Linked DNA regions of Homo sapiens: region 1 is linked to region 2. A link is an interaction called in ENCODE POLR2A ChIA-PET data of the cell type or tissue named here. Cell type or tissue: MCF 10A. All regions are shown on one strand. Each heading gives the region's core, and the rest is flanking DNA. Links, peaks and the distances in the headings are about the cores only.

Region 1 (8,500 bases), core at 1,989-6,988, 74 kb after region 2:
TTCAAAACCATATATCCTCAAAATACATGAAGCAAGGGTAAATCAACAGTTGTGGGTGAAGACTTAGCACACCTTTCTCAAACACTAATGGCTTGAGCAGATAAAAATTATAAACAAAGATATAGAGTATGCTTGAACTATGAGTTATATACAGGACTCAATGTCTAACAAAGAGAAGATACACATTCTTTTCAGGCATACATAGGATGTTTCTAAAAACTGACTATGTACCTCAATGATCAATTCTAAAGAATCAATATTATATATATATATATCTCCCATGTATTCTCTGACCACATAACAATAAAATTAGAAATCAATATCAAAAAAGTATCTTTTTGAAATACCATATCCAACTAACCCTTAAATAACATGGGAGTTAGGAACATTGACCCCCCGCTCAGTCAAAAATTCACATACAACTTTTGACTCCCTCCAAAAGCTTTACTAATAGCCTACAGTTGACAGGAACATCACCGATAACACAAATAGTTGATTAACACATACTGTGTATGTTATATGTATTATATACATTATTCTTACAATAAAGAAAGCTAGAGCAAAGCAAATATTATTAAGAAAATTCTAAGAAAGAGAAAATACATTTTCTATTGATTAAGTGGAAGCAGATCATCATCAAAGTCTTCATCCTCATCGTCTTCACATTGAGTAGCTGGGGAGGAGGAGGAAGAGGAAGAGTTGGTCTTGCTGTCTCAGGGGTGGCAGAGGCAGAAGAAACCTCCAGTAGAAGTGGACCCGTGCAATTCAAATCTTTGTTGTTTAAGGGTCAACTATGTCTGGAAACCAATTAACATGCTAACAAATATATTTACATTAAAATAAACTAATAGGAAAATTATAAAATAAATAACAATGAAAACACTGCCAAGCAAAACCTGGGGTGCCAGGCCCAGATGGTTACCTAGGTAATCTCTACCAAAATTTCAAAGAATAAATAATATGCTACATAATCTTACTGACTCTAATAGCGTATTAAGAAAAATTACAACCAATTAGTATTCAGCTCAGGAAGGCAAGAATGGTTCCATGGAAAACATTTGTCAATGTAGTTAACATTGCTAGAATAAGGGAGAACAATTCTATGATTATCTCAATTTCTACAGAAGAGACACTCGGTAAAGTTTAATAACTATGTATTAAGGTGGGGGAAATCTCTTAACAAATTGAAGAAACCAAAGATAGAAAGGGAATGCCTTAACTTAGAAAAGGTTATACATCAGAAAACTTACAGCAAATACTCTGCTAAGGGAGAAGCTTGACCCTCACTCCCTTTAATTGTGAAAGCAAGACCATGCTCTTCCGTCCAGGACTGCCCTTTAACATAGTCCTGAAGGGCTCAGCCAACAGTGCAAGAAATAAAAAGGAAAGAGCAGAAGAGTGGGAGGGGAAAAGATAAAAATATCATAATTTGCAGACTGTAGGATCATCTATAATAAAAAAACAAATGGAGTTTATAAAGATCATTGAAGACCAGAAAAACTTAAAAAAAATCATTTGTAGCATTTCCCTTTACCATCAAAAGTCAATAAGAGAATGATAATAAGATGGTGACTCACAATAGTGACAAAAATTATCTTGTATCCAGGAATTTAATTATGGAATACTTAAGACCTAGGCGGGGTGTGGTGGCTCATGCCTGTAATCCCAGCACTTTGGGAGGCTGAGGTGGGCAGATCATTTGTGGCCAGGATTTCAAAACTATCCTGGCCAACATGGTGAAACCCCATCTCTACTAAAAGTACAAAATTAGCCAGGCATGGTGATGTATGCCTGTAGTCCCAGCTACTCAGGAGGCTGAGGCAGGAGAATCGCTTGAACCTGGGAGGCAGAGGTTGCAGTGAGCTGAGATTGCGCCACTGCATTGCAGCCTGGGTGACAGAGCGAAACTCCATCTCAAAAAAACAAAAACAAAGAAAACTTAAGGCCTGTATGGAGAACAAATTTAAACTCTTTTAAAGGACATTGTTTTAAAGATCTGAATAGAGGAACATTTCACACTCTCAGCTGGGTTAGTGTAATAGTATAAAGATATCTATTCTTCCTCAAACTGATGTATAAATTTAATGCTGCACCAATCAAAATTAATGCCAAACTTCTTGAGGAATTTGATAAGCTCACTCTAAAATGTATATGGAAGAATAATGTCCATATATAGCTATCTATTTTGAAAAAGAAGAGCAGAGAGAGGCTTGACCTACTAGATATTACCACTTTCCCTAAAACCACACTAATTAATAGCATGACAATGGCTCTGCAGCAACAGCCACAGTACTGAGCTCAGACACAGGCCCAGGTGTGATTGGGGCTATGATAAAAGCAGCTCCACAATCACTGAGGGAAGAACAGACTATCTAGGATGGGGTTGGGAAAACTCACTTGCTACGTGGCAAAAAATAAAAGCAGATGTCTAAAGCCATGTATAACAGTGGAATCCAGATGGGATCCCACCCAAATGTGGAAGGCTGGATTACAAGTTTAATAGAAGATGATGTAAGAGAATAACTTTGTGACTTAGGAGTGAAGAGGAACAACTTAAAAAGAATCCCCAAAACAGAATGAAACAGAAATTAAATACTGATTAATAACATTGGAATTTAGCAGTTCTTTTCAACCAAGAACCCCAGGACAGAGTTAATATTTTGTACTTATTTAACAAACATTCATATATACTATGCATCAAGCTTTACTATGTGTTCCTGGGTGCTTTAAAATATCAACCGATTCAATATTCTTAGCAACCCCATGAGGTGGGTACCATAAGGTGCTGAGATGCACAGAGGTTAATCTGCCTAGGGTCCCATAGGTAACAGGCACAGCCAGAATTCAAACTCAGGTCTTTAGAGCCAAGTTCTGAACCACTGACCTACAGGGCCATGCCACAGAGTGGTGACAGATTGGGACAAGATATGTGCTATATCCAAAACAAAGAAGGACACAAATTTAGAATGTACAAAGAACTTCTGTAAATCAACAGCGTAAAACAGAGAAGCCCAATAGAAAAAAAAGGGTGCCAAGTGTATGAACAGGCAATTTACAGGAGAGGAGATACAAAGGACTGCTGACAAGCCTTCAGAAGAGAAATTTAAACTCATTATTATCAGAAAAATAAAAATAAAACAACAAAACATCACATTACACCTACGAGATTGGCAACAAGTCAAAAGCTGGGCATGAGGCTCCAGGAGGCTAATTGCATTGCTGGGGCAGGGATGGAGTGGACGGGTGCAGCCACTCTGGGGAGCAACTTGGTGGTTGTTATTCCATCTGGGTATACTCATACTTCATGACTCAGCAATCCAGCTCATTCATATGTATATTTATGTATGCAGGTATTCAGGAGCTGGATATATATGTAAATCTTCCAGGGAAGTTCTCACAGATGTCCTAGAGGGGAATGAATGTGTGAATGTTCTCATCCCAGTTTGGTCCTGGTACTGGGGAGTTGAGGGGGACCTAGATACCTGTTTCTAGGTGAAGCAACGTATACCATGTGGTGGGTACTCACTGTGGAATCCTATGCAGTGGTGTGAAACCACACACTGGGTGTACACACAAAAACACAGACAGAGAAACATTGTGCTGAGTAAAAAAGGAAACAGAATTACATCTATAGCACATTACTATTTATGTAAATTGAAAAGCACACACACAAAATCACAGTATGTGTTTTATAAAATATATTTATTGTCTTTTTTTTTTTTTTTGAGCTAGGGTCTTGCTCCGTCTCCCAGGCTAAAGTACAATCATGGTTCACTGCAGCCTTGACTTCCTGGGCTAAAGTGATCCTCCCACCTCAACCTCCCCAAGTACTTGGAACTACAGCCACATGCCACCATGCCTGGCTAATTTTTAAAAGATTTTTTTAGAGATAGTATCTTGCTGTGTTGCCCAGGCTGGTCTCAAACTCCTGGCTTCAAGCGATCCTCCCTCCTCAGCTTCTCCAAGTACTGAGATTACAGGTGTGAGCCACCGATCCTGGCCTATAAACTATATCAATATTTGTACTGATGTAAAGTTTATGCATAAACTATATTGTTTTTAAACTAAATGTTTGTTTACAAATGAAAAGATGGATACAGACATAGATCCAACATGAGGAATGGTTGCCCATGAAGGAAAGAAAATGAGAGTGGAAACACCTCTAAAAAGGAATGAATAAATTAAAATTAGAAACCAGGGTGGAATCTTGTGCAGAACAATGATGATTAATGTGCCCTGAGCCAAGAAGTATGATTAACTCAGCCCTCCATGTCATGTCTGAGTCAAAAAAAGTGTCCACAATTATGAAACACAATGATTAGGAAATGATCTTTTTTTTTTTTTTTACACAATGGTGTCATCTATCATAGCGTCTCTTTAAACCACAATGTTTCCTTATCTCTTTAGACTATTTTGTTTTTTAAAAAGTAAGTTTCCAATTAAACTATTAAATAATGCATCTGTCATACAGGGCTACACCCATATGCCTTTAATATATATATAATATATATACATAAATCAGACATGTTTTCTATCTTTGTCCTAAACAGGTACTTTGGTCTAATTTTTAGAGGAATTGGTCTCCAAACAAGTCCCTCAGAACTAGTCATGACAATCTACTGGAGATGGAAAGAGATCTTAGAAATTCAATCCTACCTAGTGAAGAAATTAAGTTCTAGCTGTTTCCTGTGTGACTGCTGCTGCTCTTCCTTTCTCTACACATCAGCTGTGCATGGCCCCCAGGTTGGGCGCCATGCACAGCTATCCTGGGGGTCTGGATGGTGGTGGCCTGTGGCTCTCATTTTTTCACTCCTTCACTCCTTCCACTGCTGCTGTGTGAGGCAGTTACCTGTGTCCATTTAGACTGTCTAGTTTTAACCAGATTCATGCTTACAAAACAGGCATAAAAGATTCCTGCAAAGAAACTGCAGAGGGAAAATAAAGTTAACCAAGAAAGCCAGCTGATCCAGCAGAAAGGAGCAATGGTGGCCTTTTCCCTACTCCTGACACAAGCTCTTCAACAGCCATGATAACAGATAAAACAATGGCAATCGAATCAGACCAGGCGAACATTCAGCCACAAACACTGAAACCATCAAGAAGATGTAAAGACTGGATTTATAGCCACTATCAATCTCTCTTATGTGTGTGTTGTGCCGTGACAGTGGCTAATGATAGCATAAACCATCCAGACATTGACAGGCTAAACGAGAACATGCATAAAAGGACAGACCTTTACAGGTTCTTCAGCAATGGTTAAAGTGAGGAAATGTTTAATTAATCCACCACTTTGAAAGCTCACTGCACTTAACAACAAATTTAAAAACTTCTTTCACATCTTCTCACTTCATAACAGTAGACTAAAAACATCACTTAACATTTGGGAAATGCACAATTTTTTCCCTACTAGGGAATTAGATTTCCTTGCTAGAGAAAAAAAAAATGGCTGAAATAAAATACGAAAAACAACTTAGCAACAGACTAAAATGTAATCCTTTGTTAATAGCTACTATTGAAAGACACATGTTCAAATGTTGGTGAGCATTTGAAGAAGCAAGCATTAGAATACGTTGTGTAGCCAGAGAGGTTTATTATACAAGAGGAAAGTAAGGATGTCCCCAACAGGTCTAGGCTTATAGCATTTGTTAGGTTCTGTATGGATGGTGAAATATAGCTTTTTCGTTCTGCATTTTTAGTAGAGATGGGGTTTCACCATGTTGGCCAGGCTGGTCTTGAACTCCTGACCTCAAGTGATCCACCCGCTTCGGCCTCCCAAAGTGCTGGGATTACAGGCATGAGCCACTGCGCCCGGCCGATGGTGAAATATATCTTTTTTTTTTTTTTTTGAGACGGAGTCTCGCTTTGTTCCTCAGGCTGGAGTGCAGTGGCGCAATCTCGGCTCACTGCAAGCTCTGCCTCCCGGGTTCACGCCATTCTCCTGCCTCAGCCTCCCAAGTAGCTGGGACTACAGGCGTCCGCCACCACGCCCAGCTAATTTTTTGTAGCTTTAGTAGAGACGGGGTTTCACCATTTTAGCCAGGATGGTCTCGATCCCCTGACCTCGTGATCTGCCCGCCTTGGCCTCCCAAAGTGCTGGGATTACAGGCGGGAGCCACCGCGCCCGGCAGAAATATATCTTAAAATCTCCTTTTTTGTGAACCACTAAAAGATGCCCCGGAGAAGATGCACTCAACATTAAATAACAATTTGAATAAAAATAGTGCCTCACAAGAAGACTGCAAGGTGCAGCCACAGAGGGAGTTGCTGCTTTCACTCGAACTTTCTTCTTTAAGTACAAGAAATTATGGGATTAGGTTTACAAATAAACTCCTCCCTTGAAATTCATTTGCAGAAAAGTTACTGTGGCATACAAGTTGACCACAATGCAACAAGTGCTGCCGAATGTCACCAATGTGGTTAGTTTTATTTAAAAAAAAAAAAAAAAAAAAAAAAAAGATCTCGGCCGGGCACTGGGACTCATGCCTGTAATCCCAACACTTTGGGAGGCCGAGGCGGGCGGATCACGAGATCAGGAGATGGAGACCATCTGGCTAACGCGGTGAAACCCCGTCTCTACTAAAAAAAAAAAATACAAAACATTAGCTGGGCGTGGTGGCAGGCGCCTGTGGTCCCAGCTACTCGGGAGGCTGAGGCAGGAGAATGGCATGAACCCGGGAGGCCGAGCTTGCAGTGAGCCGAGAAGGCGCCACTGCACTCCAGCCTGGGAGACAGAGCGAGACTCCGTCTCAAAAAATAAATAAATAAATAAATAAATAAATAAATAATCTCTAAACTTTCATTCCAGATAGTCATGAAATTTTTATAGCACAAGGGTTGCCTCGTGGCCAAATACTTAAAAACCTCATCAAAACCAATCATTTCTATTGTACAAGATGTTCCAAGTTGGCTGATAACGTTTCATGATGACACGTGGCATTCAACAATCTGCTTCCCAGCGGATATTATTAAGACATCTCAATAAATTTTTACAACATTCACAGTCTTCAAGGTAAAGGTAAAGTTTTAACAGGAGTGAGAGAATAAGCCTTTTAGAAAGAAAGGTGTGTACTGGAGAAGGCATTTTTAAAACATGTGTTTAAAAATGTTTCCATCATTATATAACTTCATTCCTAAAAACCGTTAAGTGTGACACCAACAATAACCCTCATTTCTACAGGCTTTAAAAACTTAGTAGCACCAGGAAAATAAAAAGACAACCCAAAGAATGGGAAAAATATCTGTAAATCATTTATTTGATAAGGGACTTGTATCTAGAAAATACTAAGAACTCTTACAACCCAATAATTAAAAAGATGAACAATCCAATTAAATATGGGCAAAGGATTTAAATAGATATTTTTCCACAGAATATATAAATGACCAATAAGGTCATGAAAACATGTTCAACATCATTATTCATTAGGAAATGCAAATCAAAACCACGATGATATAACACACACCTACTAGGATGACTATAATAAAAAAAAACAAGTATTGAAGAAGTGAAAAAACTGGGAGGCTCATACATTGCTAGCAGGAAAGTAAAATGATACAGCCACTTTGAAAAAGTCTGGTGGTTCCTCAAAAGAATAAACATAGAGTTTCCATACAACCCAGCAATTCCACTCATAGGTATATGTACAAAGAAATGAAAACATACAACCATGTAAAAGATTGCACATGAAGGTTTATAGCAGCATTATTCATAATGGCCCAAAGTGGAAACACTCCAAATGCCCATCAGCTGATAATGGATAAATAAAACATAGTATATCCATACAATGAAATATGAATTGGCCCTACAGATGAAGAGAGTACTCACATATGATACAACACAGATGAACCTTGAAAACATTATGCTAATGAAAGAAGCCAGTCACAAAAGACCACATGTTATTCCATTTATATGAAATATCTGGAATAGGTAAGTCCATAGAGACAGAAAGTGCATTAGTGGTTGTTTAGGGGAGCTGGGGACAGGGGGAATGTGAGACGTAAATGCTAAGGGTGAGGGTTTCTTTCTGGGGTGATGAAATGTTTTAAAACTGATTATAGTGATGGTCACAAAACTCAGTAAATATACTAAAAGCCACTGAATTGTACATTTTAAATGGGTGAATTGTATCATTTGTGAACTATATCTCGAAAAGCTTCTACCAAAAAAATCCTTAAAAACAGAACTTTCCAACCTGTTTTTAAAATTTCCAAACAATGTATACATAAAGACAATTCAATTAATTTGTAAGAACTTCACTGATGAATGCAAAGAAGGTAGAGACTTAGTTACTGAGTCTCACCAAAGATCCTAGCACCATTAGTAGATACAACTGAAAAATGAGGCCGAGTGAGGTGGCTCACATCTGTAATTCCAGTGCTCTGAGAGGCAGAGGTGGGAGGATTGCTTGTCACCAGAAGTTTGAGACCAGCCTGGGCAACATAGTTACCCCATCTCTACAAAAAATACAAAAACTAGCCAAGCATGGTGGCACACACCTGTAGT
Region 2 (8,500 bases), core at 2,036-7,035:
TGCCTGGATCACTTTCGTGCTCATCACCCTCAGATTTCAAGCCATTTATCTCTTCTTTGTCCTTCTGGGACTGACTCAGATGCCACCTCCTTCAAGTAGACTTCCCCGACTGGCTCCCCTCCCATTTTGCCTTCCAATGATCCTGCTTATTTCCTTCATTGTGTTCATCACCAGCTGTAATTTTACATTTGCTCTTACTTATTTGCTTATTAAAAAGTATTTATTGCACTCTTGCTACATTTCAGTCACTTTCAGATGCAATGATAACAGGAAAGATGGGATGCATGCTCTCAGGATGTTACATCCTGGTACAGTTGAGACAAGAAACAGGAAACACCACAGACACTATGATGAACAATTGCAGACGGTGCCGGGTGACAGATGAGGCAGTAAATCCAGGCGAGGGGTGAGGGCAGCTTGGCCAAGGTCCATACCACTACTTAGTGCCTGGAAAGCATGCTCCATAAGGACGGGGACTCTGTACCTGGGCTGCTAGGGCACCCGAGGGGCCACAGGCAGGCAATGCACATTCACTGAAGATGTCAGTGGGTATTCCTTTCTCATCCGCCCAGCACCAGACCCTGAGCCCCTCAAGGGAAGAGATTACTTATAATTTATCTCTGTATGTCCTATACCTGACCCATAGCAATATGAGTGTGTCCCCCCAAAAGACCCATTCTCCATCTCATCTTCAGGGAACATAAAGCAGATCAGAGAAGGTAAGCCGCCTTCCTCCTCTCATTCAATGCAAGAAATGATGCACAGCTGCTTTATCTATGGAATGTGACAAATGACCTTGTATTTATTCTACTTGGCTTAGCTCATCAGTGCTTTGCCAACTGTGTATTGTGGCTCATTTATCCATCTGATACACCTTTATTGGATGTGCACAGATGTCAGTGGCACTGTGGATCACCATAACTCCTCAAGTGGGAGCTGCCCCAGCCTCCCTCCAAACCGAGCTCCCCCCTCCCCGCTCCACCCCATCCCGCTCCCTGAAATCTGATCCCTCCCTGGAAGCACACAGGAATCTTTCCTGTCTGGGAGACCACAGTATCCCCAGTCCCTAACACAGTGCCATGCTTACAGCAGGGGCTTAGTCAATGTTTTGCAGATAAATGGGGCCCTGCTGGGGACTCAGGGGTGGGGTGCAAAGATGCATCACATTGGTGGTGCAACAGGATTTGTTTGAAAGGCAGGGATAGGCTGGGCGCGGTGGCTCACGGTTGTAATCTCAGCACTTTGGGAGGCTGAGGCAGGCCGATCTCCTGAGGCCAGGAATTCGAGACCAGCCTGGCACAGTGAAACCTCGTCTCTACTAAAAATACAAAAATTAGCTGGGTGTGGTGGCGGGTGCCTGTAATCCCAGCTACTCGGGAGGCTGAGGCAGGAGAATCGATTGAACCTGCGAGGCAGAGGTTGCAGTGAGCCAAGATCACGCCACTGCACTCTAGCCTAGCCTGGGCAACAGAGCTAGACTCCATCTCAAAACAAAAAAAGCAGGGATTTCTGAGTCTATTTAGACTGGAGCACCAACCACATGCTTTTGGGCAGTCACTTGGAGCCCTTGTCTATCACTATAACAGGATGCTGCTTTCCACGCAGGATCCATGCCCTTTAATCAGAACTGCATATGGGAAAGCTCAGCAAAGCCATATGGCCATATACACAGAAATGACGGTGATAGTATCCCTATGACTGAGAGCATGGCAAGAAGAAACTGGAGGAGTTTCCAGGTTTCTCGGGGATGGGATTCCCACTCATGGTTTAAGGCACAGAATCAACGTTGTCTCTCTAGGAAGCCTCCCCATCTACTGGAGCCCCTGGGGTGCATCACCGAGTCACAGCACCCGCTGCTTCACTGCTGTTATCTGCTGCTTGTCTGACTCCCCCACTACTCCGAGGGGTCACTCAGGACCAGAATGGTGTCTTATTTATTTTGAAACCTCGGCTCATAACAGAAGGCCCTGGCACATAGAAAATGTTGTATAAACTTTTGCTGAACTGAATTCTTATTCCAACCTTCTCTCAGATTTATTAAAGACACAAAAGGCACGTCTGTAGACTGAAGACGTTTTTGGCTTCGCACCCAGCTCTTGGTCTAACTCAGTGTGTGCGGCCAGGATCCGTAATGATGTGTTATGGAGACGAGTAACGTTGTTGGATACTGAGCAGTGCGTTCAGGCCGCATTCCTGTGGGCACGCGCTCAAGTCCATCATCCCTCAGCAGAGGCCGCGTATCACACTGGAACACACACAGCCTCTGCAACCAGACCCCGGGCCAACGTGTGGCACCCAAGTGTGAACAGTGGGGTCCTTCAGTGAGGTACTTAAACTCTCTGTGCCTCAGTTTCTCTTCTGTGAAATAGAATGGTAATAATGCCTGGCATCTGGGGTCATTGGGGGGATTAAATGAGCTAATACATGCAAAGAACTGAGAAAGCATTGACACATGACAAATGCCGTGTGGATGTCAGCTATTGTTCCTACTGAGGCAGGACACACAGTGGCCTGGTGGGAGGGGCGGGGTTTGATGTTGCAGGTATTACTGGAAGCCTTCTCCTTGCCCGACTTCCCCAGATATTTCTTCCACATCCTCACCTTGGTGGCTTTTGTGATAAAAAAAAAAAAAAAAAAAAAAAAAAAGATGGCAGTAGACATAATGCCTCCCAGGATTCTGTATCCCCATCCCCAACCATCCCCAGTCCTTATCTGGGTGGTCAGGACCACGGCTTCTGGGGTGCATCCCTGTCACTCAGCTGGACTCCAACTCCTTGGTCACCAGCACAGAGCCTAGTGCCAGGTCAATACTTAGAATATGGTATGTGGATAGGCTGCTCCTTGTTGCTAGACTGGCTGGGGCTGTAAGTTCTATATAAAAGAGTTCTCCATGAGGAAAAGAGTAAAATGCATAATTGTGGATCTGAATTCATCCAAGGCAATTATGGTGAAGCCACCCCTCTGGCCAGTGACCTGTATGTGCCCGCAGCTGGTTTAAGGGTAGAAATGTGGCCCAGCTCTGTTGGCTGTGACAGGAAAGGGAGAAGTCTCCCAAGAGGCATCTGAGGAAGATCTCTTTGGTCTAAATTTAAAAAGAAAAAAAAATGCTTGGCAGGAAATCATCGCCTTCTTCTACTGAACGTTCTTGTAGAATAAGGGGTCCTGACACTGTGGCATTTACCCTACGACCATGCAGTGGGCCTATGACAAAGATGCAGGATGAAGATGGGGCTCAACAATATGGTGGAGCCTCGAAGCCAACCAGCGCGCAAGCTCTCTCGCCACATGTTCTTGGAGATGGTATTTTCACCTCCTTGGCTGAGCTCTTGGGGGTTGCTTTTTCTGTTATGGGACCAGTTAGGATGCATTTGGCTGATAGTCACCAAAAAACCAACTAGCCGATGATTTAAATCAGGAGATGGCAAGCTTTTTCTGCAAAGGGCTAGAACATAAATATTTGAGGCTTTGTGGGCCACACAGCCTCTGTCACAACAACTCATGCCTGTCCCTGAAGCTCAAAAACACCACTGGTGAAATGTAAGCACAAGGCTAGCTGTGTGCCAATAAAACACAATTCGCAAAACCAGGCTGGTTTTGGCCCACATGGTTTAAGCCATGAAAACATTCATCGTTTACTTAATTAAAATCCCTGGCAAGATCCCAGGCCTGGCTGGGTAACTGTGACGTGGGCACCTCTGCAGTTTCCCATCCTTCCTCCCCAGGCTCCAAGGTGGAATGGACAGGAGGCCGAGAGGGGTCCCGATGTCCTCCTCACTGCCCGGCACACTGGCCTTGCATTTCATGTGCCATCCTCAGTGGCAAGGCGAGGTGCTGTCTCAGCCTCTGTCGTGAGAAATGAGCAAGTGGGGAAATGGGTGGGGACGGCTCCGGGGAGCTGACCAAGAGCGTCAGCCACGTGACTTGTCAAGGAGACCCAGGGAGCAGTGACTGAGAGAGGAGGCCAGCCTGGGAAAGGAGCCAGGTGCGCCAGCCCCCGCCCTGGGGCCAGGACAACAGCTTCCATGCACACACAAGAAGCAGAAAACTTTTTTTTTTTTGAGACAGACTTTTGCTCTAATCACCCAGGCTGGAGTGCAGTGGTGTGATCTTGGCTCACTGCAAGCTCCACCTCCCAGGTTCAAGCGATTCTCGTGCCTCAGCCTCCCGAGTAGCTGGGATTACCAGCAGCTGCCACCATGCCCGGCTAATTTTTTATATTTTTAGTAGAGACAGGGTTTCGCCATGTTGGGCAGGCTGGTCTTGAACTCCTGACCTCAGGTGATCTGCCTGCCTTGACCTGCCAAAGTGCTGGGATTACAGATGTGAGCCACTGTGCCCAGCCAAACTTATTTTTAAATATTAAATTTCAATTAAATTAATATGAATTTTACAACTTAACAAAATCGCAGAGACAAAAGGAACACTCAGGAAGTAATTTGAAGTACACTGTCAGAAAGGTGTCTTATGATCTGATTGTGAAATAGTTCATCCTTCACAAACTGCATTCACATGCCTTTTAACTGTGTCCTCTTGAGAAGTTTGTGAGGAGGTTTCAGTCCCCAGGTTGCAGGTGAAACTGGCAGAGTTGGGGGTTTAAACTCGGACCCTCTCAACTTCAAGCTCAGGTGTCTCTTCTGCTCAGCACTGTTAGATTGCACAGTGCAGCCCACAGGTGGCTGAGCCTGTGGCATCAGGTGCCAGGTCCGGGGGAGAGGTTCAGGAGGGATTGGAGAGAGCCACAGGGCTGTCCTGAGAAGATCATCTTCCTGCTCTGCTCAGTGGCCTCTGGTCAGAACCAGGAGGAGAGGTGGAGACTTCCTGGGGACCCAGAGCTCACAAGGCAGCCAGGCCCAACAGTCAAAATGGATGAGCTGTCACCCCAGATGTGCTCAGGCGCAGAAGGAACAGCCCTTGGAAGGGGCTTTGGCCCAGGTTCAGTGTCAAGGGCTAAGTTCCTAAGGCCCCTTTCACCCCAGAAATTTCAGGCAAAGGCGAGTCAGGGAGGCTGAGTGGTCCAAGGAGCTGCCCAGGTGGCTGGCAGGACCTGTGAGTCAGAAGGGTGGGGGCTTGGAGGAAGGGCATGGGTGGAATGAGCAGGAGAAGGTCACGTGGTCAGGGAAGCTGTGCCAGCCGCTCCTCAAGGCTGAGAGACCTGGGGCAGTCAGGAGAGGTGGGCAGAGACACCACCTACACTCCCACCTTCTGGCTACCTCTATTCTGGGAGAAGGAGGCAGACATCCCACGTCTGCCCTCAGGACGCCCCATGAACGGTAGAACAAGAAAGAGATGCAAAAATGATTCTCACTGGCCCTTGAGCCCCTATGCTCCAGCCCACTCCCACATTGTGGAGTGTACTTTCATTTTCAATACATCTCTGCTTTTGCTGCTTAAAAAAAAAAAATGATTCTCACCACACACTGACGCTCCCACAGCCACACACACACCCGCACTCATACACCCTCGTATACACTCTCAGCCACACGCATATTCACGCTCTCACACTCACACAGTGCTATGGGACTGAGTGTCCACCCAGATTGGTGCATTGAAACTTAATAGCCAATGTGACAGAATGAAGAGATGAGGTCTTTAGGAAGGTGATGAAGTTACCAGGACAGAGCCCTCCTGCGTGGGGTTGGAGGCCTTATAAAAGGGCTGAAGGAAGTGGGTTCATTCCCCAACAAGAGGACACAGCGACCTCCCTTCCAGGGACCGCAGCAACATGGCGCCATCTTGGAATCAGAGACCCCTGACCCTCTCCAGACACCAAAACTCCCAGCCTCCAGAACTGTGAGAAATAAATTTACGTTGTTTATGAATGACTCAGTTTCAGGCATTTTATTACAGCTGCCGGAATGGACTACGACACACAGCCATACGTTCACATTCACACACATACTCACACCCACACACTCACACTCATGAACACACTTACTCATATACAACCACATGTGCCAGCAATTTTGAACATTTTGCAGATGAAAAAACCGAGGCTGAGAGATGAAGAGGAGCCTCTCCAGCCACAAGGTACATAAGTCAGAGCTGCACCCAGATCTGGGCAATTGACACCTGCCTGCTTCTCTCTCCTGCTCTCGGCTCCCAGTCCTGAGCAGTGAGTGAAGTCTAGGAGGAGAAGGGTCAGGGTGGCCACCATGGCCTGCCAACTGCCACCAACAAGCTACTGCACTCACATGGGCCAGAGACACGCTTTCCATTGCTCATTACCTCGCACTCTGGTGGCGCCACGGGGGCACTCTGAGGGGTATAGATGTTGACGTCGACAGCAGTGGAGAAAAGAAGCATGGGGTGGGGGTTCAGGCCATGGGACAAACAGCTTGTGCTGCCTCCAGGGCAGTAGTAATGAGCTGGTCCATGTCCTGTCAATGCGCACCTTCTAGGAACAACTAATGAGGGCTCTTACAAATGACACCCAGCAGATAAAACACTCCCCTGAGTGTGGGCCCAGACTCAGTCTGAGGCCTTATGCTAATGGCCGGCTGCCTCAGTCAGGTGTCCCAGCTGCCTGGCTCCTCTCGAGAGACAGAGTGTGTGTAAGGTGGGTCCTGTTTTTAAACCTACAGCTTCTGTGCCTCTTCTGGGCCAGTCAGACCACTCTGAGAAGAAGAAGGGAAATTGTCCTGATGAGAAAAGTGAAATCTTTCTGAAGTGAGGGCGGAGAACCTGGGGAATCCTAAACAGAAATAGCAGAGGCTTGTTTTCAGATTTGGAAAGAGACGGTCTCTCTGCCTGAGTGGGTTTTCCATTTGAGAGGTCGGTGTCAGCCAGTGTGTGCAGACCAGGCCGCCTCACAGCCATGCGAGTCTAACTGTAGCCCAGAAGGGTCAGGTGAGCCAATTAAGTCCCTACAAACCCACACCCCCTTTCCTTGGGTACTTTGGAAGGCTGCTGAGGAAAATGGAACCCACTCTAGACGGGGAGAAACGGATTGTTTTTAATTCCCACACACTCCAAGCCAAGCCAAACCTCAGAGAAGTATTTAGAGAAAGGATTTATAAAGTTGGGCAAAGTCAGTTACAGGGACTCCAAGCACCCTGATAAAACCTTCCCAGTTAATAGAAATCACACGCCGAGCCTTCCCCGAGACCTAGGCCGCGCCTCAGAGCCACGGGAGCCCCACTGTGCTCGTTCAGGGTCACCACAGAAGAGCCTCCCTGCTTTCTATACATGTGCTTTTATAAACCCCTCAAATTCCCAAGACTTCGTTCCAAGACACGACGCCTCACCTGAAATGACTCTCCTGGGCCTGGCAGCTCAGACCCCAGGGTATCCTCGGCACCTGAGAGAACATTCTGGATGAGCTGGTGAAACCATGTACCTGGCCCTCGCTGTCAGGTGGCCCCTGCTCGTGGCTGAGCCAGCCCTAGACCATCCAGATCCAATAGGCAGACCCCACAGGTAAAGCCCCCAACGCCACACTTTCTCACTTCACCAATTCCGTTCCCACCCCTCAGGCCCTGCTCCATGTGAATCTGACCCATATATCCCTGGAAGGTACAGCAGCACCCCCCAGTCTGCAGTTGAATGAACCATGGTCCAAAGACAGGTGAGTATGGTGCGGTCAGATATGTCGAGAGAAAGAGAAACCACATTCACATAACTTTTGTTACAATATATTGTCATAAATTGTTCTATTTTATTGTTATTGTTAATCTCTTACTGTGCCCAATTTATTAACTCAACTTCGTATTAGGTATGTATGTGCAGAGGAAACAGCAACATAGAGGCCCGTAGGCGTTATCGTTAGGATGTTTGTCCTGCAAACTGCATGTTGAAATTTGATCCCCAATGTTGGAGGTGGAGCCTAATGGGAGGTGCTTGGGTCATGGGGGCGAATCCCTCGGGAATAGATTAATGCCCTCCCCTGAGAGAGTGGGGAGTTCTTGCTCTGTTAGTTCCCTTGAGAGCTGGCTGTTAAAAAGAGCCTGGCACCTCCCCTCTCTCCCTTGCCTCCTCTCTCGGGCATAACTTCTGCACTCACTGGCTCCCTTCACCTTCTACTGAGAGTGGAAGCAGCCCGTGGTCCTTGCCAGATGCTAATGCCCGATCTTGACATTTTCCAGCCATCAGAATCATGAGCCAAAGAAGCCACTTTCCTTTATAAATTGCCAGCCTTCTGTATTCCTTTAGAGCAACAAGAACAGACTCAGACAATAGGGTTCGGTACGATCTGAGGTTCCATGCATCCACTGGGGAGTCTTGTAACATAACCCCTGGGAAGGGGAGCTCTATTATATTAAGCCTTCCTTTGTCACCTCCTCAGACAACTCTTTCCACGGGGACTTTCTCAATTTTTGCCCAATTTCCACATATATGAATTGAAGCCCACGCTGTGCGAGACACTGAGAGGTTATCATGATGGATTGACAGAGCTTCTCTCCTGGAAGAGCAGCTGGGGAGTTCTGCCTGGTCATATCAGGAAATGTCTGGGGCAGGGAGAGGACGGACAGCTATTAAACCTCAGGAGAAGCCAGAAAGGAGA

Evidence for each region. ChIA-PET counts read pairs that join two places held together with the same protein. Peaks named below come from ENCODE experiments on the same cell type or tissue, not always from the same donor. Only the 100,000 strongest peaks of a DNase experiment are listed, where the experiment ranks them.
Region 1: POLR2A ChIA-PET joins it to region 2 with 14 read pairs; 2 of 35 experiments call an interaction of 5 or more read pairs at or near these places.

The regions. Positions count from the first base shown.
Region 1 is chr1:229,187,940-229,196,439 of GRCh38, forward strand. No RefSeq gene overlaps it. Among named protein-coding and RNA genes, the nearest start is that of LINC02815, 37 kb to the left of the region's middle. In MCF 10A, for the core only: no CTCF peak of the experiment used is centred there; DNase peaks (open chromatin) are centred at 3,272 and 4,272.
Region 2 is chr1:229,114,179-229,122,678 of GRCh38, forward strand. The region is part of intron 2 of LINC02815 (long intergenic non-protein coding RNA 2815); the gene reads right to left. Among named protein-coding and RNA genes, the nearest start is that of LINC02815, 36 kb to the right of the region's middle. RefSeq lists enhancers at 1,728-2,229, 2,230-2,729. In MCF 10A, for the core only: no CTCF peak of the experiment used is centred there; DNase peaks (open chromatin) are centred at 3,643, 3,933 and 5,073.